3 separate regions of the Homo sapiens genome follow, and regions 1 and 2 are each linked to region 3. The links are chromatin contacts, found by Hi-C or POLR2A ChIA-PET in ENCODE. All regions are on one chromosome and are shown on one strand. The core of a region is the stretch at or near the end of the contact, and the rest is flanking DNA. Distances in the headings are between cores, read along the strand shown.

Evidence for each region. A loop is a pair of places that touch in the nucleus more often than their neighbours do. ChIA-PET counts read pairs that join two places held with the same protein, here RNA polymerase II (POLR2A). Pooled maps may share reads with other maps.
Region 1: a loop to region 3 is called in a pooled map, with 4 times the contacts of the local background. The contact joins the enhancer-like site here to the promoter of ALDOA in region 3. A Hi-C loop is called at or near these places in 2 of 50 pooled maps. POLR2A ChIA-PET finds 5 or more read pairs at or near these places in 5 of 52 experiments (A673, BJ, HEK293 and 2 more).
Region 2: a map of CD8-positive, alpha-beta T cell shows a loop between it and region 3 (28-fold over the local background). The contact joins the promoter of ZNF688 here to the promoter of ALDOA in region 3. A Hi-C loop is called at or near these places in 1 of 168 maps with a recorded cell type or tissue (CD8-positive, alpha-beta T cell) and 11 of 50 pooled maps. POLR2A ChIA-PET finds 5 or more read pairs at or near these places in 5 of 52 experiments (CD4-positive, alpha-beta memory T cell, T-cell, activated B cell and 2 more).

The regions. Positions count from the first base shown.
Region 1 is chr16:29,644,481-29,647,244 of GRCh38, reverse strand. No RefSeq gene overlaps it. Among named protein-coding and RNA genes, the nearest start is that of SPN, 17 kb to the left of the region's middle. RefSeq lists enhancers at 1,203-1,497, 2,395-2,664. Within about 2 kb of position 1,429, at least 5 of the 41 ENCODE cell types and tissues checked have a DNase peak (open chromatin) inside an H3K27ac peak, as active enhancers do.
Region 2 is chr16:30,570,439-30,573,204 of GRCh38, reverse strand. ZNF688 (zinc finger protein 688) reads left to right here and starts at 1,491. Exons shown (of 3, transcript NM_145271.4): 1 at 1,491-1,771; 2 at 2,082-2,195. The coding sequence starts at 1,576. RefSeq lists a silencer at 1,484-1,723 and an enhancer at 2,586-2,766.
Region 3 is chr16:30,064,441-30,067,140 of GRCh38, reverse strand. ALDOA (aldolase, fructose-bisphosphate A) reads right to left here and starts at 1,381. Exons shown (of 10, transcript NM_001243177.4): 1 at 1,214-1,381; 2 at 103-256. The coding sequence starts at 243. It overlaps LOC112694756 (uncharaterized LOC112694756), which reads right to left. Exons shown (of 14, transcript NM_001365304.2): 6 at 2,636-2,700. RefSeq lists silencers at 1,064-1,243, 1,284-1,553 and an enhancer at 1,550-2,330.

The sequences.
Region 1 (2,764 bases), core at 180-2,679, 420 kb after region 3:
TAGCTCACTCCTGTAATTCCTGCAGTTTGGGAGGCCAAGGAGAATGGCTTGAGGCCAGAAGTTCAAGACCAGCCTGGGTAATATAGCAAGGCCTCATCTGTACAAACACAAACAGGAAGTGTTGTAATAAAAAGTTAATAAATTATCCCAGAAAACTGCCAGGTGTGGTGGATCATGCCTGTAATCCCAGCACTTTGGGAGACCAAGGCAGGCGGATCACCTGAGGTCAGGAGTTCGAGATCAGCCTGGCCAACGTAGCAAAACCCCATCTACTAAAAATACAAAAATTAGCCAGGTGTGGTGGCAGGCGTCTGTAATCCCAGCTACTTGGGAGGCTGAGGCAGGAAAATCGCTTGAACCCGGGAGGCGGAGGTTGCCATGAGCCAAGATTATGCCACTGCACTCCACCCTGGGTGACAGAGTGAGACTCTGTCTCAAGAATAAAAAATTTAAAAAATAAATAAAGCTGGGCGCGGTGGCTCACGCCTGTAATCCCAGCACTTTGGGAGGCCAAGGCAGGTGGATCACGAGGTCAGGAGTTTGAGACAGGAAGCTGAGGCAGGAGAATAGCTTGAACCCAGGAGGCAGAGGTTGCAGTGAGCCAAGATCGCTCCACTGCACTCCAGCCTGGGACAGAGTGAGACCCCATCTCAAAAATTGATTAATTAATTAATTATCCCAGAAAATAGAACTCCCAGAAGGTGTAGGGGTGGAGAAGAAAATATGAGAGAAAATATATGAGACTGCCGCTCTAACATAGAGATCCAATAAGTGGCGGCTTAAAGAAGAGACGTGTCGGCCGGGCGCAGTTGCTCACACCTGTAATCCCAGCACTTTGGGAGGCCAAGGTGGGTGGATCATGAGGTCAGTAGTGTGAGACCATCCTGGCCAACCCCGTCTCTACTAAAAATACAAAAATTAGCCAGGCATGGTGGCGCATGCCTGTAATCCCAGCTACTTGGGAGGCTGAAGCAGGAGAATCACTTGAACCCAGAAGGCAGAGGTTGCAGTGAGCCGAGATTGTGCCACAGCACTCCAGCCTGGGACAGAGTGAGACTCTATCTCAAAAAAAAAAAAGAAGAGACGTGTCTGCAAAAAACAAATAAATAAATAAACAAAAGAAGAGACATGTTCAAGTGAAATGGTGGTAGTTAGGGAGGCAGCTCTGCTTCTCTCATTGCTCAGGGACCAAGGGCCCTTCCTCATCACTTTTCTGCCATCGGTAGGGCACCGTTTGTCACCTGCACGTTTGAATCTGTTGTGGGGATCTCCAGCCAGCAGGAATGGAGAGTATGAAGCTGGCCTACTTCCTAAGGCCAAAGACCAGAAGTCACATACATCACCTCCTCACATTCTATTGGTGGAAACTTAGTCACATGACCATGCCTACTGCAAGGGAGGCTGGGACATGCAGTTCCACCATGTTCTTGGGGAAGAAGGGCTCATTGGATTTTGGATAATGAGTAGTCTTTGCCACAGAGACACAGCCAGGCAATCCAAGAGGCCCAAAAGCTAACCAATAGGAGTGCCAGGAAGAGAGAACCCAAGAAATGGAAGAAGGAGAATGATCAGAGATCATTCTCACTCTGATGAGAAACATGCGTCTTCAGGCTGAAAAGCCCACCTAGTGCCTGCCCAATGAAAGAAAACCCATGCCGGGCACACTGGAACCCCAAAAGTGTCATGTACGACTTAGCTATTTCCTAAGGAACAGGAAGCAGCTGGTGATTAGGTTAACATAAATGAAAGAAAGAAAAAAGTCCCAGGGTAAGAAAAAATTAATAGAATGAACACCACATTAGGCTCTGAACTTCCTGGGGCTGGCCCTGAAAGGGAAAATTTACATAAGTTCCTCCTTTTTGACTATAAGAACTAGTTCCTTAGAGAAGGTCAATATTTCGTGACACTCACTTCTAAAATTAATTTTCATATAAGAACATATCTTATGCCAGTTGATGTCATGGATATAATGGCTGATGGGCAACACACCACTCCTGAGAAAGGCTTGGGCACTGGAGTCAGACCAACCTGAAGGCAGCCACCACTCACTGTGTGCCCTTGGGAACATTTCTGAGTCTCAGTTTTCCTCACCTTTAAAATGGGCATAGTAAAAGGAAAAGAAGAGCCAGGCATGGTGGCACAGTAGTAGTCCAGTAATCCCAGCCAAGGAGGCCAAGGCAGGAGGAGTTTTGAGGCCATCCTGGGGACCATAGGGAGACCCTGTCTCTCTAGATTTAAAAAATATATTAAAAAGTAAAGAAAAATGGGCACAGAGTATTTATCTCACAACATTATTAATTTGTTCTTTAATTCCGCAAATATTTGTTGAACACCAACCATGTGTCCGGCATAGGATTGTGACAATTAATGAAATCAAGGGCCAGTCACCTGTCCTCTTGGAGGTAGCCTTCTCCGGAGTGAGACAGACTCTACATATGTAGGAAGCAGGCATCATGGAGAAACATCACGCAGGAAAGTGGGGGAAGGAAGTGCTCCTTTCTACAGGCTGATGTCTCTGAGAAGGGGACATCTGAGGGGAGACTTGAGGGAAGAGAGGGAGCAGCCATGAGATGTTCATGGGGAATCCCACGGACAAACAAAGCCAGTTCAAAGGCCCTAACCTGGGTCCTGCTTCGCGTGTTCTGGGAAGCCCAAGGAGGCCAGTATGGCTGGAGCAGAGTGCATGAAAAGCGAAGTCAAGAGGAAAGGGGGCCATAGGGCACGGCTTTAGGTCATTATTAGCACTTTCACTCTGAGTCAGTGT
Region 2 (2,766 bases), core at 242-2,741, 510 kb before region 3:
CCGGGCGCCGTGGCTCACGCCTGTAATCCCAGCACTTTGGGAGGCTGAGGCGGGAGGATCACCTGAGGTCGGGAGTTCGAGACCAGCCTGACTTAATATGGAGAAACCCCGTCTCTACTAAAAATACAAAATTAGACGGGCATGGTGGCTCATGCCTGTAATCCCAGCTACTTGGGAGGCTGAGGCAGGAGAATCGCTTGAACCTGGGAGGCGAAGGTTGCGGTGAGCCTAGATAGCGCCATTGCACTCCAGCCTGGGCAAGCCGAGATAGCGCCATTGCACTCCAGCCTGGGCAACAAGAGTAAAACTCCTTCTCAAAGAAAAAGTAGAAATGGCTGGGAACCGTGGCGCATGCCTGTAATCACAGCACTTTGGGAGGCCGAGGCAGGAGAATTGCTTGAGGCCAGGAGTTCCAGACCAGCCTGGGCAACATAGCAAGACCCTGTCTCTGTTTTAAAATTTAAAAATTAGCCAAGCATTGGGTGTGCGCCTGTGGTCCCAGCTACTCGGGAGGCTGAGGTGAGAAGATCGCTTCAGCCCGGGAGGTCGAGTCTGCAGTGAGCTAGGATCGCACTGCTGGGCCACAGAGCAAGACCCTGTCTCAAAACAAACAAAAAATAAATTCATGTATGTTAGCAACAATTACTATTTAATTTAAAACTTCCCCATTCCGATTCCATCCTCACCAAGCACGTTCCTTCGCCTGCAGCTTCGGTCTAGAGCCTGAGCGAGCCGAGCTGCGGATGCCAGGGGCTGGGTGGACTCCGCAGCTAAGCTACTGTAAAACACGCACCTGCTTCTACCGCGGGTGTACACATGGTTTGCCAGGGTGTGCGCGTCTTCCCAAGGGGTCTGGGGACCAAATTCCAGCTCCCGCCATCGGGAGGCACGGTAAGAGACCGTAGGGGACACAATCCCGAGCACCGCAGATGCCGAGGTCTCCGCTGCGCTCCAGTCTGTCAACAGAGGCTTCAGGACCGCGGGGTCCCTTCAAATGCCCCGCCAGTCCCAGGCCAATCACCGCGCAGCTTCTTCCGGGATCGTCGCCAATCATCGGCCGTTGCGTATTGCGGGTACAGAGGGGTAAGTGAAGCTTCGGGCCCTTACATCTTTCTTGAAGGCAAGAAGCCTCTCCTCTACTTCCCAGACACCCCGCCTCCCCCACTAGAAAAAGCAGCCGAAGCGGCTTTATTTAAGGGCAAGTGGGACGATGAGGCCAGAGAAGTCAGAAAGGCTCCATATTTGATATGGTCAAATAATGGCGCCCTTAAGAGCAGCCTGTGACAATTGAAGGGTGGTCGCCATATTTTCAGAAGGCACCTTCCGGGTCCCTTAACCCGGGTGTCTATGTCCAAGCGGCCATGAAGTGAATAAACACTGAGGAATTATATTTGTCCCTATCAGAATCCTCGAATCCCTAGCAGCCAGTCCCTGCTACTTCGGTTGCCTCGGCTGCGTTCGGACGCCACGGCTGGGCGGGGCCGCCCTTCCTGTGGACAACGACAGCTGAGGCCGGGAGCGGGGAGGCGGCGGCTCCAGGGACCTGGCGGCCGCCGATCGGGGCTGCGAGGCCCCATGGCGCCGCCCCCAGCCCCGCTCCTGGCGCCGAGGCCCGGGGAGACCCGGCCTGGTTGCAGGAAGCCCGGGACTGTGAGCTTCGCGGACGTGGCCGTGTACTTCTCCCCGGAGGAGTGGGGCTGTCTGCGGCCCGCGCAGAGGGCTCTGTACCGGGACGTGATGCAGGAGACCTACGGCCACCTGGGCGCGCTCGGTGAGAGCCCCGGGTCCGAGCCCCCTCCTCCTTCACCGGGTTCACAGGGGAGATGATGTAGAAGGGCCGAGAGGACTGTGAGCCCTAATCCCGCACTCTTGCACCAACACCAGCAGCCACCTCCCGTTCCCAGGGCTTCAGGTACCCCCTCGGGAGTGTTTTCACCCGCATCCATTTCATTCAGGCAGCAGCACTGCAGCCCCTTCCAGGTTGAGTATAAGCTCCGAGGGGGTGCCCTCAGCCTGGAGGGGAATGCCATCTTCCCACGATGGCCTCTCAGGCCCGCGCTGTGATCCCTGTTCTCTCCCAGGATTCCCAGGCCCCAAACCAGCCCTCATCTCTTGGATGGAACAGGAGAGTGAGGCTTGGAGCCCCGCCGCCCAGGATCCTGAGAAGGGGGAAAGACTGGGAGGAGCTCGGAGAGGTGAGGGATAGTCCCGGGTCCCCCCACTTGGTTTTCCAGGGCTTCCTGTCTAGCAGAGTTTCTTTTCAGGCCCCCACTTCCAGCATCCCTAAAGAAATTCAACTGTGTTGGGTACTAGAGGAGTAAAGAAGGCAGACCTGGTACAAAGTTTTCAGAACATGGGACAGCGGTCCTGTGAGGACTGGGAGCCCAGTCCAACCAGGCACTCCAGCCTGGGTGACAGAGTGAGACTCCGTCTCAAAAATAAATAAATAAATAAATAAATAAATAAATAAATAAATAAATAATAGCCCCTGCTTCCTGAGCACTTCCTAAGTGCTTAACATGCATCTACTCAGCTAAACCAGTAACGCTGTGAAGTCAAAAGCCATTATTATTCCCATTTGATGCATAAGGAACCAAGGCTCAGATAAGGCACTTTTAGGAGATCTGAATCCTGTTTACCTTGTTCTAAAGCCTGTGTGTTAATCACTGGACAGAACTTCCCTCACTGCCTTAAGTGAAAAGCATTCTATAACCTGAGACAGTCTGTGCAAAAGTGTTTGTAAGTGTAACTTAATTCCGGTTTCCC
Region 3 (2,700 bases), core at 132-2,631:
GTTCCCTACCTCCCCTGCCCCACACCCAGCAGGCCCTGGGGCACTTCTGGTCCCCAGCTCTCTCTTACGCCCAACTTCCCTTTGCTAGGCCTGCCCCTGTACCTTTCCTAACTCTGTCTGGTGCTGGGTGTTGCCCAGCTGAGGGTGGAGTTGCCCACTGGCAACTGGGGGAAAGGAAAAGGCCATAGCCATGGACAGGTGGGTCATGTTGAAGCTGGACCCTTCTGGCTTGCGCCTTGCCATGGGGTCACCTTGCCTGAAAACAAAACCGAACCGGAGTATTTTAGAATGTAAAGATCGTGAATCAAGCAGAGGGCCCAACACCCTCGTGGGAAAGGGCCCAGATATGGGAAAGGTCTGTGCTTCAAGCCACACAGCAACCCCGGAGCCAGATCTGAGATTAGAACCCAGCTCTTCTGACTGCCACTGGGGTGTTCCTTCCAATCCCCTCAAGATCCCAGGGCTGGCCCGGGCTCCAAGGCTTCAAGGACATCCCAAGGTCAGGCTTTTCCCCACAAGGGAGGGGGCGGGTGGTAGGAAAGGGGCATTAGGAAAAATATAAGAGAGCAAGGAGAAGCCCAGGAAAGGGCGGCGGAACAAGCCCTAGCCCGAGGCGAGGAAAGCGGTAAGCTTTGCCATCGTCACTGTTCCTACGGGGCAAGAACGTGGAGGAGCAAGCGCCTTCCCCTGAAAAATGCTCCCGTCGCTTCGCATGGCTGCAGCTGTTCCGGGCTCAGAATCAAGGTCGCCCGATAAGGAGAGACAGGGAAAGTGTTAAGGGGGCATCAAGCACCGCGGAGGGGTTTCCCTCCTCGCGAAGGGCGCCCCGTTTCCCAGGACAGAAACCAAGCTCCCACTTGCGAGAACCCTGGGGCTGTACATGGGCCGGCCCCCACCCCTCACTGCCTCTTAGGATCCCCGCCAGGGCTAAGGGGCCCTAATCCTTTGCCACAGGGGTCCCTGCAAGAAAAGGGGGAGAATGGTCCTTCATCTCGTCCGGCTTCCTCCCCCGCCATGACTCAGCGCGCGCAGCCGCTGCATTGCGCAGTTAGAGGACCTCAGGCTGGAGGGGCCGGGGAGCCTGTGTGTGCCTGGTAGTGGGGAGACGCTGGCATGGGATGGGGGAGGCCTCCACGCGGACGCCCAACCCGCCACTGCCCCCAAGATCCCTCTCCACGGTCCCTGGTCCCCGCACGTGAAGAGGGGCGCTCACCTGGCACAGGAGAGGGGCGGGTGTGCAGGGTGCGGCGGCAGAGGGCGGCGGGCTGGCGAGTGGATTCAAGGAGAGAACGCGGGACTCGTCACCAGGACCCCTTCTGCGGCGCGTTCCGAGAGGAACGCAGCCGATTTAGCCTCGGAAGGGGCGGCGCAGGAGGCGGGCAGGCGGAAGGCGGCGCCCGGCCTTTTAAAGGCACCACTCCGCCCTCCGCCGAGCTTTTTCCTTTACGAGGAGCGGGCGGCGTCCAATGGCAGGCGACGGACTGGGCTACGGGCCGCCCCCGAGAGGCGCAGCCCAGAGGCCGCGCTAGGAAGGGGCGGGCGCCGAGAACACGATCCCTCCCCACCCCCCTCGGACGTGACTCGGACCACATCCCGCGGGTCGCTAGGGCCCTCCCTTCTGCTCCTTTCCCCCAGCCTGGCGCGCTCTGGGGCGCCGTGACTCAGCCAGAATGTTGGCAATGGGGGAGGGCGGAACGGGGAAGTGGAGGACGCGGATGGAAAAGTCGGAAACGAAGGAAGCTGAGTTTCGCCTCCCAGGCCCAGCGCGCGCGGCCCGGGGCCGCCCCAGCTTCCGGTCTTCGCGGCTGCAGCGCGTGTCACCATAGGGGCCACATCGCGCAGTCGTGCGTTAGCCTGCCTCGCCCGCGGGCTGAATCGGCGCGGAGCCGACACCCTGTCACTGGCCCAGGCGTAAGGGAGGCGGAGGAAAGGGCATCGAGAGGACACGCAGGGAGCGCGAGAAGGCGGCGGAACTAGCGGCGCGCGGAGGCGAGACCTCCCCATCCGAGTTCCAGGCTGGCAGGCCGGGCTGGGTCGCGCATGCGTGCGCGCTCTCCGCCGGGCCGCCGCAGCCAGGCTGGTAGTCCTCTGCGCCACAGAAAACCAGAATGCGCGGCTATGCACCGGCCGCTGCTCGGCCTCTGGCATGCGGGGTCACAGTTCCTGCCAAACGTCTTCCTTGAGCCTGACTTCCTTCTCCAAAAGAAAATCCGTCCCCGAACTGATCTGCCTCCCAGATGCTGAGCCCCCTGCTCCTATCGTCCAAATCTCCCCTCCTCACCTGGACCCCATCTGGACCCTGTTGGCCCAACCCCAACCCCATCCCCACCCCGGCCCGGTCCTGCAAGGGGCCCACCTGCGGCGAGGCCGAAGGAGCCGGCAGAGCCTGGTCAGCAGCGAGTGAGCTAGGGGTTCCCGGGCTGGTTATAAGGCAGCTCCTGCCCGCCCCACATGTGTCCCCGATCTTCTCTAATGACCCCTGCCCTTTTCCCGCCACGGATCCTCTGGCAGGGACCTATATTTAGGGAAACCTGAAGCCCCTGACATTCACACTATCGTGGGGCCCGGCATGGGGGAAGGGGGAGGAAGACTTGGGTCGGCCCTATTGATGGGGAGGGAGCCCCTGCCCACTCACCGGTGCTTCAGAGGAAATTCTTCCTTGGAAATCCAGACGGAGGCCCTTGGTTGTCAAGAGAAATA